3 separate regions of the Mus musculus genome follow, and all the other regions are linked to region 2. A link is a loop called in an ENCODE intact Hi-C map of the cell type or tissue named here. Cell type or tissue: left cerebral cortex. All regions are shown on one strand. Each heading gives the region's core, and the rest is flanking DNA. Links, peaks and the distances in the headings are about the cores only.

Region 1 (5,649 bases), core at 288-5,287, 56 kb before region 2:
ATTCACTGGGTGGGGGAGAGGAAGCATCATGATGGAAAACAAAGGTGGAGAAATGGTCACTGGTCATGTAAACCATTATTCACTGCTCAATTGGTCAGTTTGGGTCTTGTTGTTGTGTGATACTTGAACTAACTGGTGGTGGGAGAGGGAAGACAATCACATGTGCCCACACACTGTAGGTAGAGATAACCATGAAGCTTGGGTGACAAAACCGATGCCTGGAAAAGGAAACAAAACACTCTAGCCCTGTACAGACTTGTTGGTGATTCGCCACTAGAGTCAGGAGGTCATGAACAAGATGCTCCAGCCAGCCCCCTAGTGCACTGGGACTTGGCTTTTGTAGCTGCAGCATGCTCTGACCTAGTAAGATAAGCAGCCACAGATGGAGCAACTCAAATACCAAGACAGCTTGGCTCAGCACCCACTGGGAGAAGACTTGATCTCCACACATCAGCCTCAACTCTGGACTCTCGCCTGGCAGAAGAACTGAGAATCTGGGGCTGCTCTGCTCACTGTTCCCAGTGCCAAGGCACTGAGGTAGCCAGTGACCAGAAACATCTCAGTTTAAAGTAGAGGAGGAGTCCAGAACCAAGATGGTAGCCCTCACCTCCATCCCCACCCCCATACTCTGATTTTTTTTCTCAGTCCTGTCCGGTTTCCTGGGGTCATGCATCTGTCCTGGTGCTTGGAACACAGGAAAGGGGGGATGGATAAAAGTTGCATTGAACTTGATGACTTTGAATAAAACCTGGTAACAGCCACCACTGGGCATTAGTTTACTCCCTTTGTAAGGGAAACCAAGGCTTTCATCTTCCTGAGAAACAGAGCTTCCAGCCACTGAAAGACATTTCCGTCACAAAAACCATACAAAACCATGGCATCTTCGTGAGCCTATTAGGGCTACCATAACAAAATACCACAGGCTGAGCGACTTAAATAGCACAAAAGTTTTGTACCAGTTCTAGAGGGTAGATAGCCAACCTTGGTTGGATTTCTACAGAAGCTCTGAGAGAGAGAGAGAGAAAGAGAGAGAGAGAGAGAGAGAGAGAGAGAGAGAGAGAGAGAGAGAGAGAGAGAGAGAGAGAGATCTAGCTGCTGGGTCTTCCACATAACTCCTTAATTTTGTCAGCATTCCACTGGTCTCTGACTTCCCAGTAATATGGTGTACTCTTTGCATATCTGTCATCCTCACACAGCCAGCCATGTTGGACTCATTGTCCAATAGCATCTCGACTCAATTACATCTGCAATTACTCTATTTCCAAGCAAAGACATGGTCACAGCTTCACAGCTTCTTAGTCACAGCCTCCTTAAGTGTGGTCATGATCAAGGTTGGCCCATGGCACCTGTGTGTAAGCAGCATGTAGGAATGGCACTGGTGTGCCAGCTCTGCCTTTCTTTCATTTCTCTTCTGCCATCTTGGAGACAATGGACACGATGGCTGGAGCTACAGCTGCCATCTTAGACCAAAAGGCAACTCTGAAAGTCATGCATAAGAAACTAAAAGGAGCCTGGTCCTCGGGGCTCTCTAGCTCACAATCCCCACCCTAATGCTAGGCCTCCTTCCACTGGACATTCATGGAAAGGAGGAATAAGTAGCATCTTAGTTAAGATGCCATCGCTGTGGAGCTGTGTTACTGAACTGAATCCAAACGAATATAAATGGGTCCCTTTCCTATCTTATAATAAGTGATTGATCACTACAGTGTTCCTGGGTGAGATTCGGTGTTGCTGAGACACTAAGAGAGACCCATCTTCATTGGCAGCCATGTCTAGACTTTTCCCTGTCTTTGGGGTTGAAAGTTTTGCTGAAGAACCACAGAGGCTGGCATTATTCCTTCAGACCCATGTCCCTGTGTAAGTAGCAAGCAGCCTGTGACTCCAGATAAAGAGCCTGATGCCCTCCTGTGAGCATGACAGAATATATTCCTAAAGCCTTTCATGTAGTTCATGTAGCTTGTTTCCCTCTAGATTGATGAAGGTGGGTGACAAAGAGGAGGAGGAAAATAGAAAAAAGCAGAACCATTCCCAGAATCACATCAACTCCTCTGCTAGCCTCACCAAAGGAACACAGTTCCTCTGGGGACATGTGCGACATGTGCACAGCCACACAGACTCAGTCACCTGCTGGCCAGGGGACCCTGCTCCCACTTTTCACTGGTATTTCTCAGCTATAGAGGTCAACTTTAAGAAAATGTTGTCTGAGTTTCACAGCCAGAGCCCACCCTAAACTTATATTTAACTTCTCCAAACCCTGTATCTACCTTACTATTGTAGAAAACTATGAACCCCCAGGGCCACACATAAGCTGTTCTGAGTTGTGTCTACAAGACTCCCACAGTATGAGAAACACAAGGTGGTAGGAAAAGAATATGCTTCGTGGCTTTAAGGAGATTGAGATGCCACTCCACAGCCGTGTGACTGTAGGTGCATTCCTGGCCACCAGACAGATTTCTTCATAGAACGGAAAGAATGCCCATTTCATGAGTTTCCCATGGGAACAGAATTGAAACCAATCTGATAACTTATGCAACACATCTAGCAAAGGAGCTGGCTGAATATAAATAGCAATGTTCTTCCTCTTGTTTTAGACAGAAAGCCTGCCTAGTAAGAAATGTAGGGACAGAAATGGGACAAATCAAAATTATCCTTATATATTATCCTCGTATATTGTCCCCAAATCTCTCCTCCTGCCGCTGACCTGGAGCTCAGATGGAGATGGAGGCAAGCTGGGAAATCAAAAGACCTGGGAGCCAGTCCTGACTGGCCATTTGCCAGCTGGGTGACCTTGAGCCAGAAACATAACCTCTCTGGAGACCTAATGAGATCCCACACATGAAAGGATTTTAGAAATTATAAACGACTATACAAACAAAGATGGCGACCCATGCTCACACGCAGCCTGGGCATAGAAGCCATCACTCCACACGTTTTCTTTTTAGAGGACAGCTGGACAAAGGACTGTCCTCCACAAAGGAGTGGAGAAAGCAGTTTGGTTAATGGTCCTTCACCCGGAGGTCACAAGGTGAAAGGTCATAGTAGGGCCTTGTCTTCCAGGGCAATTCCTACTGGGAGGCCGGGAGACTAGCTGCCCTTGCTGAGGCAGAGAGCAACTGGCTGTCTGACCAAAGAAAAGGATACTTTGTTTTTGAGATTCTAGGGGGAAAGAAAGAAGAGGAGGAGGGAGGGAGAAAGTGAGGTTGCCTGAATCCCTCCACAGCCTGTCCCACCCTGCCCCCATACTTCCTAATACACTAGACATTGAGTAGGACTCAATAATGTCTATCGGGTCTTTTTTGTGATGAGTTAGCTTTGAATACTGTGCTAAGTAAACACTGTCTCATTGGATAGTTGCCGGAATGACCTGGCAACTGAGTTTAGACACATTACCCCAGCTGACTCCAGAGCAAGAAGCTTGTGAACTGCACTCCATGGGCAAGTACAGACACCTCAGCGTGGTAGGAAAAGCTGAGCAGGGACAGAAAAGACACCAGCGAGGTCCCTCGGTGCAGAAGACATACACCTATCCCCTTTGCTGACAGCTAGCCCACCTCATTCTTTTGTTATAGGGAACTATCATTCACCAATCAATGAAGAATTCTAGAAACTTGGGTCAGGGTCTCTCCCTACTCTTGCTCCCTTCCCTACACCCAGTTGTTTGTCCAGGTTAACTACTATGCCCAAGGTCAAGCTTTGCAATCCTTGCGGGTGGGTAGTGAGTTTTCTTTGGAGCCTTATCTCTAAATGACCTGAAGATAGCAGGATTTCCACCCCAAGACAGGGTGGTGAAAAGAGCCAACCACTCCAAACAAAAGAGGCTGACTTCCTTGGCCTTCATCATTTGATTGGTGGCTGTATGGGTTCTTATTTCATATCCTCTCAATAAACTGCATGTGACTCATGTCTTTACTTCAGAGACAAGGAATTTGTGTCCATCACCTTGTGTCACTGTGACAAAATGCCTGGCTGATGATTCTTGGGGTTTGTGTCCTTGGCTTTGTTTCTTCAGGGCAGAGTATGATGAGGTAGAGCATCATGGTGGGACCATGTGGTGGAGGGAGGGGGCTCACCGCTTGGCAGACAGGAGTCAGGGACAGGAAGGGTCTTACACGCGTTCTCGCGACCGGCCAGGAAGAACGCAACAAACCGGAATCTTCTGCGGCAAAGCTTTATTGCTTACATCTTCAGGAGCCAGAGAGCAAGAGAGCAAGAGAGCAAGAGAGAGAATGGTGAAACCCCGTCCCTTTTAAGGAGAATTATCCTCCGCCTAGGACATGTCACTCCCTGATTGGCTGCAGCCCATCGGCCGAGTTGTCGTCACGGAGAAGGCAGAGCACATGGGGTGGAGAACTACCCTTGGCACATGCGCAGATTATTTGTTTACCACTTAGAACACAGGATGTCAGCGCCATCTTGTAACGGCGAATGTGAGGGTGGCTCCCAACAGAAGGGGACAGGGCAAGATATGTCTTTGCAGGGCATGCCTTCAATGTTGATGAATTCCTTTCAATGGGCCTCACTTCCCAATAATGCTGCCGTATTATGAATCCATCAAAAGATCCATTCATTGACTAAACCAGAGCCCTCAAAAGCCAATCACTTCCCCCAAAGGCTATTGGGCTGATGCTCAAGTCTTGAACACAAGAGCCTTCAGGGGACATTTAAGTTCCAAATCATATCGAAGTCTGGAAATCAAGAGGGAGAGCCGCTTGTTGGAGATCACGAAGCGAGGAGGTAGGCGAGCTATGGGTTTCTATTGTGACTCATTTCTCCATCTAGTTGCACATAACACAGGGAAGGGTGATGAATGCTGGGGTTGGTGGGGCCCAGATTTCCACAATGACTTCAGAGTAGGAGCATCTCAGATTTGGGCTAAGCTGGGTTTGAGTAGGAAGTCGGGCCAATGGGTTGACATCATTCTTCCATCTTGACTATCCTGGGGGCCTCAGTTCCTCTTATAAAGTAGATGTAACCATAATATCTACTTGTTGGGATTGTTATGAAAATTTCACAGGCTAGCAAATGCAAAGTGCCCAGGGCAAGCACAACGTAGTAACACCTTCCATCATGGAAGGACAATTCCATGTTACCATCATGAAAGATAGTAACAGTTTCTTGAGTGTCTATTCTATGGCATGAACTTCAGGTGAAGTTTTCACCTCTCCTAACTACAATACCATGGAGGAAATTGAAACTCAAGAGAGGACAGGGCAGCCAGATTCCAAGATAACCCCAGGTATTTCTCAGCTCCCTGCATTTATATTCTTCATGTAGCCCCTGCCCACATCAAATATGGCTGACCTATACAACTAGTGAAGTGGTGCAGAACTGAGCATGCACTCAGAGGTTGCTTATCGACAGCCAGCACTGATTTATCTACATGAATGAACCACAAACAGATCCTTCACCTTCTTACCATCTTGAGCCAGTCCCATCGGAAGGGACCACCTGGAATTCCTAACCCACAGAAACTTCGAGACAATGAGTCTTTCCTAAGATTTCCAAGTTCTGTATGTCACAGGGCAGACATGAACAACAGCAACCATGAAGAACTCATCCCAAAATACCAAGACGCAAACCCAGGTACGTCCGGTTCTGAAACCCATGTTCGTAAGGACCACCTTGCGGTTAAGGCACGGTGTCTAGGCA
Region 2 (5,649 bases), core at 489-5,488:
CCAGACATCCTGTGACCGGTCTCCTTCTTCCCCAGGAAGCTGGGGGGCCCCCGCTGCACTGGACATCCCTCCATCCCTGGCCGACAGTGCAAGACCCGGTTCGGTGCCCTTTGCATTCCGTTTTGGCAAGGTACCACCTCTGCTGCCACTGTAGGGAACGAGAACACCCGATCCAGACATCTCATTAAAACTCCAGGGCTCCTGGAATTGGGCAGTCCCACAAGGGTAGACTGAGGACAGTTCCATGGCACCTAGCACAGCCCGTACTGCAACTTCCGCCAGAGCCCCTCCGGGAAGCGAAAGCAGACCCCGTGGGCCCTCTTCACACCTGCTCGGGACTCAGGCTGGAAGAAAAGCCCCATCTTTGGGGTGTGCTGGTCACTTACCAAAACTGCTCCCCAGGCAGGGGCTCTGGAGCCTTTGGGTGGCTTTTGCATTTGGAGTAGCAATAATAATCTGTTCCCCCAGGACAGAGGCAGCGGACTCTCTGTGTGGCTTCTGCCTCGATCTCCTCCTTGGTCTTGGGGACAGCGTGGTGGTGGATGTAGTGGTGGTGAACGTGCTTCGTCGTCTGTTTGGTCAGGAAGCTCTTGCCTCCAAGGAGGGGGCAAGCAGCCACGGGGGGCAGCTTGCCCCCAGTCGGAAGAAGGGTATGACACTGCTGATGGTGGTGGTGCTGGTGGTGGTGGTCGGGGGAGCGGGACCGTGGGCTATAGCGACCCACACCAGGGGATTGACAGCCGGGGGTCTTGAGGACCCTGGAGAGGTGGTCGTCCAAAATGGTTTGTGGGTCCTCTTCATAGCTGCCGGAGGGTAGGAGGGCCAGGGGGTGCTGGACCGGTGCTCCATCCCGTGAGCTCAGGGCCTGCTCAGACCCCTCCTTTTCTTCATCCTGAAAAGGGAGGACCCAGAGGGGAGGTGAACAAGAAAGCAACGCCTCCGCGCTCCCCCAGTCCATGCACCCGTGGGTTGGCGCACCCATGTACGCATGCGCGTTTCTGCATGCACAGGGTGGAGAGGACGCCCAAGCCTGTCCTACCTCCCGGATCTGCTGCAGCCGCTCCTCCAGACTATGGCGGCTTTCCAGCTCCAGTTTCAGTTTCTCCAGCCTGGAGATGAGCTCGGCGGCGAAGGCAGCAGGTTCCACAGGCGTCATCTCCTTGGGCAGGCGGTGGGTTCTCTGAGGGTGTGGGAAGAAGGCAGAAACCAAGCACCATTAGCAGTCCAGGCAGGCACTGGCCATACCAGCTTGGATGGAGCTTGCGGGGCCCACTGATGTGCGCCAGGTCCCCGTGTTTGAGTGGAGAGTGGGTGGCGAGCCGGCCTGTGCTGCTCAGGACTTTTATGCACCGGCTCTGTGGCCTCATGGAGAGCCATGGTCCCCACCAGCGTTTGCCTTGGGCAGGAGCAGTTGGTCGCACTCCGAGAGGCCCTGCTTGTTCTCTCTGTAGTACAACCAGCCCATCAGTAGCTACTCTGAAGTAGAAAATCTTCAAAGACTGTTGTCAAACATCAAAAAAAAAGGCAGCCCTCTGAGATGGGGAGGGGAGAGAAACCAACTCAAGGAATAAAAAAGTAGAGTCTAAACAGAAAGGGAGTTGAAAATTAAAAAAAAAAAAAATAATAATAAATAAGATTGGAAGAGAGGCAGGGGGGAGGGGAGGGGAGAGTCACCGGCCCCAGATCAGAGAAGAAGTGGTAATTTATTTCCTGGCCTCACACTGGGCACCTTTGAGGTAGTGTTGTCTCAACACTGCTCCATCTCTCTCATTTTTCCCCTCCTCCCCTCCTCCTCCTCTCTTTGTACAGAAAATGAAGAAAGCTGCTGCGGGCTAGTAGCAGAACACTGCTGAGCTCGGCTGCCTGAAGCCGATCTATCAAGGGAAAACGGAACATCTCCAAACCAAGTACGGAATATAAAAAGGCGTCGAGAAAGCCTGCCAAGAACTGCAGGCCGCGAGAACCCCCACCGCCCGGCTTTCTGTCCTTTCTCTGTCATCTCGCCCCCCACTCTGCCCTCCCCACCTCTCCATTTGTTCCTCTTTCCTCCTCCTCTTCTTCCTCCTCCTCCTCCTTCGCTCCCCCCCACCCCTAATCTCCCTCTCTCCCTCTCGCTTTGCCTCTTTTCTTTTGGGGTGGGGAAGAGCAGAAGGCCAACTTACTCTCCAGGCTGAAGAGTCAGTCTCACTCAGTACAGAAACCATTTAGCTGCACCAAGTGAGCGGGGGAGGGAAGGCCCCTGTGTGGATGGACGGCTGTTCTTAGGAAGGCTGCTTCCAGGAACCATACATCCTCCAAAGTTGATCGGCACAGGCCGGGACAAAATCAGCCCATTTATAGTCTTGGGGAATCAAATTTTGATGAACACATACCCACTCACCCCCACACTCAAATATCTTTGTCATCTACAGTATATGGGGTGGGGGGTAGAGATCATAAAATCACTCCCCAAAGCCATCCTAATATGCTAGTTTTAGACAAGGTAAGTCTGCCATTGTCTGTGCCAGGAGTTTCCCAGGGAGAGCTAGCATCTTGCAATGCTACTCAGGTGACCTGGGACTAGAAGTCTGACGTGTTAAGTTTTTTGAATAGAACACAACCATACGAACCGGCTGGATTCTCTGAAGCTGCCGGAAAGACAGCCTTACAGAGACACCTGCTCTCAACAGGATGGCTCTTCTTTCCCCCCTGCACCCTGGGTAGCAGGCTACCGTAGAAAGAGTCCAGCCTGGGCAGGGCCCTCTAGGCTGGCTCCTGAGCCCAGTAGACTGTGCCGGCTGCCCTCAGGGATGTGTTACATACGAGGGAAGGTCCCCAGAGGAACCTGTTACCCTCCCTCAGGCATGGGAGGAGGTTTCTCCAGGGAGGCTCACTTCTAGACCCCCCCCCCCCCACCTGCCCATCCACAGTCATCAGACACAGACTCTAAGAGAGCCCAGCTCTGGAGCTTGGGACAGCTAAGACTGTATATGGGAGGTTATTTTCTTTCCGGGGTGAGCAGGGCACCAGGACATAACGCACAGAGATTCTCCCAACCTCATTCACTTCAGGCTTAGTGAGCGCCTGCCTGTGATGGGAACTGTAGCAGGTCCGGGATACACAGAAGCTAACAGGCAAAACTCTGGGGCTGTGGAGAGGGGGTCAGAGGTTAAAAGCATTGGTTGCTCTTTCAGAGGACCCAGTCTTAATTCCCAGCACCCACAGGACAGCTCACAACCATCTGTAGCTCCCAATCTCGGGGACCTGACGCCCTCTCTGGCCTCTATGAGTACTGCATTCACATGGAACACATATGCAGGCAAAGAACTAGTGCATATACCAGGTATGAATGAATGAATGAATGAATGAATGATGTTTCTTTTGGGGCTCCCTGCCTTTGGGGGGCTTCTAGTCTAGCAGGAATGCAGTGAGCCTACCATGTCATCATCAAGTGATAAATTTTGTTTGCTTGTCTTCCCCCACAGAATTTTCCCATTCTTTGATTCAGGAACTATCAAACGTCACTCCATTACCACCACATCCAAAAGAACCATTTAATTTCCTCAGTCTGGCCATTCCTTTCTGTTCCTTCACTACAGATCTCAGGCATTGCCCCCCCCCCCCACCAGCTCCTGTAATAATTTAGGGCCTCACTACCCGTGTCCTGGTGTCCTGTCGTCTATACTCACCGGAAAATGAGGTAGAGACACTTGGCCATTGGCCTTCACACTGCGATGCATCTCTCTCTGGAGCTGTTTCTTACTCCCCATGCGGTAAGGAGGGACTCCATCTCTAAGGGAAAAGACAAAGTCCACAGGCTCACACCACGGCGACCTCAGCACCTGACATCTCCTGCACGACCCTCCCTGAGATTCTGCCAACTGGAAAGGCCACACGCTTCCCTGGGGATGAGCCGTGCACCTCCAAGTGCAGTCACGTAGGGAAAGACCCATCCAAGACCAAACTCCAAACCCTGCCCGCTGTCATCAAGTAAACTTGTCTCTCCCAGATGCAGGGACATAAAGATCTAAGAGCAAAGCCCCTCCTACGAGGCACTACAAACAAACTCACCCAAACACCCAAGAACCTGCAACATGTCAGACCTCACCGCCCCCTCTGCAGGAGGTCAGCAGGCAGGAGGAGAGACAGAAGGTTCTACTCCTCTTAGGAAGTTGGTACCCTAATAGAGAGTCTCAGGGCAGTGTGCAAAGACAAATGGGTCCAAAGTGGTAACTACCATGACAACGTACAAAGAAGAAAGGGGGGGTTGGCAGGGGTAGGGGGCGTGCAATCTAAAGTTGGGGGTGTGGCCAATGAACTCTGGGTGAGCTTCCTAGGACCATGTCTTTCAATCTATTTTAAAAACAAACCAGGGGCCAGGTATGGAGACACAAGCCTTTCATCCCAGCTGGATCTCTGTGAGTTCCAGACCCACTCTTTAGTGAGACCCTGACTCACAAAACAAAACATAAAAAAAAAATCCAAAATAAAAAACAACCACAATCCTTACTTAGCAAGAGGAAGAGTGAAGAGCTGATACCATTTTAAAACAAAATAAAAACTGTGTCTCAGACTTAGCAGCCTGACTGCAAAGGTGTGACTTTCCCCACTGATGTCCCCTCCGGAGACCCCAGGGGTCACAAACTTCCACACTCAGAGGCTATGATACTAAAACTAGGCTAAATACTAACTAATTACTAAAACCTGATTGCTTCCCTTTCCTCTGGTGTTTCGTTCATCGCAGGAGGGAAAGAACCCTCGTCTAGCCAGCAGAAGTTGCCACTCAAGTGCCTGAGCAGCGGCCAGGAGGAATGGCTGACCTGTGGTATCTTGTCTGTTTTCTGGAAGGTGGCTGGCCTGGACCACAGAACAGGGTCCCTGAGGGGATGGTGAAGACCCTGCTAAGCCAACAATACGACTAATTCCAACGCTGAGAGGAGGCAGGATGGGTAACTACATCAAGGCACACTGGGAGGTGGGAAGAAGAAAGTTCAGAATTGGGGGGCAGGAACTCAAGTTGCATTCCCTGCCCCAGAGGAGGTAGAAGCTGACAGAAAGTGGTAAGTTCCTGACTCTCCAAGGCCCCTGAAGGTGAAGAGGGTTATGCGGGTTTTAAGTCCAGCAACACAGTGCATCTAAAGCTAACTTTCTGAGGACTCCGCTCACTCGCTTTGGAACAACTGTCTAGACGCCAGCAGTGACCTGGGTTCCTCACCGGCATATGAATCGCACCCGACTACAGACAGCCTGGAGCTGCTAGCTCCTGTGGATCAAGTTCAGGTGCTACTGGACACACCTGACACGCCATCAGATTGTGTTCTCACAGAAACCACATTTTATAGGTGACCAGAAATGGTACCTCAGGCTCCCGAGCCAAGCCAGCCACTGCTGACCTCTAGAACAGGTACCGGTAACTCAGCAGCCTGCTTCTAGTATCCACGTACCCTGATGGGCTGAACACGGGGACCATCTCCGAAGCCCCAGGAAGCCATGTGACACTATGAAAGGACGGACGGGACATCTTCTACCGTTAGCACTCACTGGCTGTGGGAATGGTGGGGGCGCGGGTGTCGTCACCCACAAGGCTGTCATGTCCCTGTCCCAGGTTTGCATAAATGACCACACCTCTCATGACCAGCTCTTCCTCTGGGGTCTTAATGGTGGGAGGTG
Region 3 (5,649 bases), core at 496-5,495, 240 kb before region 2:
ACACATCACAAGGAACCTTTACTGACTGCTTAGTCTGCAATAAGCATGGGTCCCTGAGCTCTATACACATCAGCCTTGCTAAAATTTCTCCTACAACCATTTGGGTTAAGCCTTGCTGTTCCCATTTTGCCAACAGGGAAATTGAGTCCCAAGGTTCCTCGGTAACTTGTGACAGAGAAGCCGAGGAGAGGTGGCTTCTTTTTGTTGTTTTATTTTTATTGAGAGGTCTCACTATGAGGGCCCAGGCTGGCCTTACATGGGGATTTCTGCTTCAGCCTGTCTTTGGTGGGGCTCAGATGACAGGCGTGTGCTACAGTGCTCGGCAAAAAGTGTCTCGTCTGGAAGTCTGGCTCCAGACTGAGCTTGAAAGCGCATCACTTGGCCTTGGGAATGCCCTTTTTTATAATGGTTGTTTGAAATCGGGTCACCTGCTAATATCAGCTGAGCTGGCTCTACTGGAAATGGGTTGTTTATCTTGGTTTCCTGCAGTGCTAGCCGTACAACAGGCATGACCTTCTGCCTTTGCTTACCTGATTGCTTTATGAGCTAACAGTTTCACACTATGATAAATATTTGTAGGAAGGAATGGATGGGGCAGAGGAGGAAACAGTTATCACTATGAAGGACCAAGGGACCTGCTGTGTGTGCATACCTGTGTATTCATGAGTGCGTGCGTGTGTGTGTGTGTGTGTGTGTGTGTGTGTGTGTGTGTGTGCAAGCCTGTGTGTGTGTTTGTGTGTGTATGTAAATGCAGGTGCTCTAGTATCATACATGTATGCTGGGGTCAGAGGACACCTTTAGGGAACATTAGATGGTCAGTTGTCTCCTTCTACCATGTAAAATTCAGGGACCAAACTCAAGATGGTAGGCTTCCATGACAAGTGTCCTTCCCTGCTGAGCCACCTGGCCACTCATCTTAACATAATAAAAGCCTTGGGTAGGCAACTAGACATCTTCAATTTCACTTTCTTGGTCATGGTTCCCAAATTGAAAGCTAAAGCGTCTTTTCCAGTACATGTCTGGTCGACGAGTGCTCAGCTCTGTGGCTTCTGAGTGCAGCCATGACCAAGAACGATGACATGACAAGAAAGCATAGTCCCTTCTCTCTGGGAGTATAACTGTCATACTCAGTTACATAGGTTGCACACTTCACAACTGCAGGCTGTCCTGTTCTCATTCTCCTCCATCAAATAGTTGCTCTGCACAGGAGCCACAATGTATGGCAATAGCCAGGTCAAGGTTGGGTGGGGCGGCGTGTGGATAATTGCAGGACTGTAATCATTGCGGACACAATCTGGCTTATCTGAGTGGCTCTGGGTGTATCCCTGTGCCATATCACAAAGCACCAGGAAGTCCTGACAGTGGCGCCTGGAAGCCTGCCCTGTCTGAGGCGGGTTCTTGAGGGTGTGTCGGCAGAGGCATCGCCCGGTCCACTCGGCTCTGACCATCCTCTAGCATTACGGGAAGTGTTGAGTTCCCTGGTGATGTGGAAAACTTATCAATCCTCCTTGTGGGGGTGTCTGTCTTACGTGTCTTTCTTCTCTACCCACAGGAGGCCAGTGGCACCTTTCATTTTAAAGTGTGAGCATCCAAACTGTCCCGATTGTCCCCAGGGACTGAAGTTGTTCAGGTAGGAAAGGCAATGTGTGTGGAGGTCAGCATCCTCTACCATGTGGCCAGCAGCCACATGCAGGTCAGATATGGTCCAACCTGAGATGTGTGCTCTGACAACCAAATAGACCCCAGAGTTTGGTCAGCCAGTCTGATGGTAAATGTAACACACCTCATTGACAATTTTAAAGCATTGATTCCATGTTAAAAGAACAGTACTTTGCATCTTCTTGGGTAATTCAAGTATTCTATGACATCCGTTTCATCTATTCCTTTCTATTCTTTAGTGTGTTGGGGTGTATGCAGGCATATGTGCACAGCTGCCCAACGTGGTTGCTGGGAACCAACCTTACGTGGATAGTGGGAACTGAGGTTGGTTCGCCTGAGTTCCTGCGACAGCTGGTTACACAGTCCTCCTGCGTAACTGCCCTAGAGCTGCTCCATCAGTTGTTCAGCCCTGCTCTTCCTTCTGGGGTACCCCAGGCTCAGTGCTCTGATCCCATCCCATTAAACCTCCATCAAAGAAGCATCCATGGCTATCTCATGATGCCCCAAGGAAGCCCAAGAAACCCTCTTTCTGGGACACTATCTCCTTGACTGTCTTGTAGGTTGGTGAGGTGAGTTTCTAGCATGTGGCTATCTCTCTGTCTCTCTCCTCCCCATAGCTCAACGTTGGAACTGTATTTTATTTGAATGACATCAGCTCACCAGAAGAGAGAGAGAGAGAGAGAGAGAGAGAGAGAGAGAGAGAGAGACAGAGAGACAGAGAGACAGAGAGACAGAGAGACAGAGAGACAGAGAGAATGCCCCAGGGATTGTTTTACCCATTCAGAGCACAGCCTACAGCAGGTCAGCCTGCCCTGAGCCATCTTGTTCCTCCGTCTGCGTTCCAGAAAGTCACCCATTGTCCATCTGCCTGTGAATGCTTCTGCCCAGAGCCTTCTGGACGTTTTGGCCACGCTATGATCAACCTCACATAGTGGCTGATGCTTTCTCATCAAAGCTGTCCCTTCCCTTTGATTTTTGTCTTTAGGGCAGGATGACAAAGACAAAGGATAAAGGTCCTCTCTGGTCTTCTTAGTTCAGGCTGAGAATAGAGAAGAATGAAGAGGGAGTTTTATAAAAACTGCTGTGTGCACCAGGTTGAAGAACCTGGGCGGGTTCCCAGGGCTTCTGGGCCCTCTGCTTAGGATAGCCAGTAGGTGGCTCTGCTACACAGTTAGGTGACATGAACCAGAAAGCAGGTCTGGAAAGCTAACTCTTCCTGTAACAGGCTGCCTGGGAGTGTTCTGAGGGTTCCTGGGGCTGCCTTCTTGGGAGAAGGGAGGAGAGACACGTTAGGGTTCAGGGGGAATAGTGAAGATTAGAAACACAAGACAAAGTGTAGGGACAGAGCGACGGACAGGTGTGCACAGAGGGAAGGAGCCAGCAGGCCAAAGAAGCCCCAAGAGAGGGCCAGTTCTGTAGGGAGCATGGTCAAAGGTGGCAGGTTAGGAGGAAATTCACATCCCCAGGAGGGAGGCAGAGTCTGGGTTTGATTCTCTACTCTTATTCTAGCTGTAGGGCTTTGGGCAAATGCCCCAGTCTCTGCTTCCTACCCTGTGAACTGAAGATCTAATGCCATTACAGGGTTGTTGGACCATTTAAATGAGAGTCCAGGAGAGAGAGACCTGCCACAAGATAGACATTAGAACTATTTGGTATGGCACCTTGTTGGACACGCGTTAATCAACACCGGCTAAGCAGTGTGCACTGTGCTATGGCCTACATCCTTCTGGACACTCAGGAACTTTTATTTATCTACAGGGGACCAGGCTATCAGGAGACATTGGCTACAAACCTGCATGGCCTTCACCACTCACCTGTCCAAGCCCCACTAAAGAAGCAACTAGGGGACTCGGAAACCAGATTCTTTCAAATTGGAAAGGCTGTAGAGATGTGGTCACTGAGAACAGGCCTGTTTCAGGGCATCAAGAGGAGCCACCATTTATCACAGGAAGAGTCACTGTGTGGGTGGGGAACACTTTAGAAGAAGGGAGGCCACATCCTGGAAGCTGGGATTTCTTCCTTCCTGAGATGTGTGGACAGGAACATGGTCCACCAGGGGACCGGAGGGCTTCTGGCTTAGGGAAGCTCAGGGGCCTTAGCATCCACACCCTAATGCTGCCACTGGTCATGTAGGGCAAGCGACATTAACCCCTTTAGAGCTTACTGCCTGCCATGGAGTTGTAAGTCATCAGTGAATCAGCCTGGGGAGTGCCGGGTAGAGCATGACATCACCACGAGGCAGAGGAAGTGAAGAGGATTGTTAAGATCTCATCATTCCACACGATTTCATTTTAATTCACCTTCGCTTTCAGGGAGGGTCACGGCAGGTCAAAACCATGAAGGGAACTGAATAAATACACATATGCACACACATACCACCTCCCTCCTGGGCGGAGTTATTGCTCATGGCAAGTCTGGGGTGGGGCTTGTCTCTTGGCTTTAAGTCAAATGTTTCTGAAAATTGTTATAACTCAGGCCAGTGGGATGGCTCATCGTGTGAAGGTAGCTGGTTACTTGAGTCAGATTCCCCAATATCCACGAAAAGATGAAGGAGAGAATCAACTTCATAGAGTTGTCCTATCTATACCATGGCAAGAACACTCTGCCTGCCATGAACACACACACACACACACACACACACCACTACCACCACCACCATCATCATCGTCATCAACAACAACAATAATAAATGAAATACAAATGTAAAAAGTATTATAGCTCTTTAGTCTGATGCTCAGGATATAACCCCAAACTGCATTTCTCTAAACATTTGTCAAAGGAATGGCCATGGATCATAGAAATAGAATTTTATAGATAACTAAATTTGGGAAATGTTGAGATAGAAAAACAACCAGAGGGCTCTTTTTAATTTGTTAATTACTATTATTTTACAGTGGAAACGATCAGAGAAGCTCTGAATAGTCTCTAAGTGTGGTGGCACTCCCAAAGGCCAGTATAGTAAAAACACAAACATTTTAAAAATTACACTGTGTGTGCATGCATGTGTGTGTGTGTGTGTAGCGGGGGGCATGTGCTATGGCACACCTTGAGTGGAAGCCAGAGGAAAACCTATAGGTCCTGGTCCTGTCCTTGTCCTGAACCATGTGGATCCTGGGGACCAAACTCCAGTTGCCAGGCTTGGTGGTTAAGTGTCGTTACTTCAGGAGCCATCTCTTTGCTCTGAGAAGTCTTTCTTTTTATGGTTCTGTTTATTTCGAAGACAGGGTATCACTCTGTAGCTCTCGACAGCCTAGAGCTCCATATATAGACCAGGCTAGCCTCAAACTCACTGAGATCTGCCTGTCTCTGCCTCCCAAGTGCTGGAACTAAAAGCGTGCGTCGCCATGCCCCACCTGAAATGTTATTCTTGTAGGAATCAAGCGCCCCCCTTCTTGTTGTCTCAGATGCTTCCTGGAGCTAAATATGGTTTGCACTGTCAACACAATCATCGTATGAAGCAAGCATTCATGTGTGATGTCTATGTACTAGTCAAGCATGCGTAATTACCCACCTGCTCATGCTACATAAAGTCCACAAATAAGCCTGTCAGTACAGTGCATGTCCCTTAATCTGTGTTGATTTAAGTATACATATTTAACATAGATCCATACAAAATGACAGTTCTTACATCTGCCTGATGGGAAAATGAATTATCTTTACTTCTTTCTCAGGCTTATCTGCACTCCATGACTGTTTCCAAATGAACACACGCATCCATAGCTCCGAAGAGATCACTCTTGTTGCGCAACCGGCAATGAGCCATCTACTTGAAAGAGTGCTTCGTCTCTAGGGATTAGCTGCTGGGCCCATCTAATGCCTTAAAACAAAAGGATGGTGTGTGTGTGGGGGGGGGGGGAGGAGTGTGCTCATCAGATCTTCACACGATACTAAATTTGGTGGGGTGGCTCACACTCAGCGAGCCAAGAATAAAATTCAAAACAACCATGACAAATTGAAAACATGGCCCTACAGAAACCGGATGAAATTCAA

Evidence for each region. A loop is a pair of places that touch in the nucleus more often than their neighbours do. Peaks named below come from ENCODE experiments on the same cell type or tissue, not always from the same donor. Only the 100,000 strongest peaks of a DNase experiment are listed, where the experiment ranks them.
Region 1: a loop joins it to region 2, with 2.5 times the contacts of the local background. A loop is called at or near these places in 3 of 42 quality-filtered maps.
Region 3: a loop joins it to region 2, with 4 times the contacts of the local background. A loop is called at or near these places in 2 of 42 quality-filtered maps.

What each region holds. Positions count from the first base shown.
Region 1 is chr11:108,992,743-108,998,391 of GRCm38, reverse strand. All of the region lies in intron 3 of Gm36876 (a long non-coding RNA gene), which reads right to left. Among named protein-coding and RNA genes, the nearest start is that of Gm36876, 15 kb to the right of the region's middle. In left cerebral cortex, for the core only: no CTCF peak of the experiment used is centred there; DNase peaks (open chromatin) are centred at 2,092, 2,445 and 4,787; H3K27ac peaks cover 2,153 bases.
Region 2 is chr11:108,937,434-108,943,082 of GRCm38, reverse strand. It overlaps Axin2 (axin 2), which reads right to left. Exons shown (of 11, transcript NM_015732.4): 4 at 3,669-3,771; 5 at 1,040-1,180; 6 at 387-892; 7 at 1-148. Among named protein-coding and RNA genes, the nearest start is that of Axin2, 20 kb to the right of the region's middle. In left cerebral cortex, for the core only: a CTCF peak has its summit at 3,249; DNase peaks (open chromatin) are centred at 1,038, 1,875 and 2,215; H3K4me3 peaks cover 673 bases; H3K27ac peaks cover 2,720 bases.
Region 3 is chr11:109,176,189-109,181,837 of GRCm38, reverse strand. No RefSeq gene overlaps it. Among named protein-coding and RNA genes, the nearest start is that of E030025P04Rik, 35 kb to the right of the region's middle. In left cerebral cortex, for the core only: a CTCF peak has its summit at 2,800 (motif pointing right); a DNase peak (open chromatin) is centred at 2,829.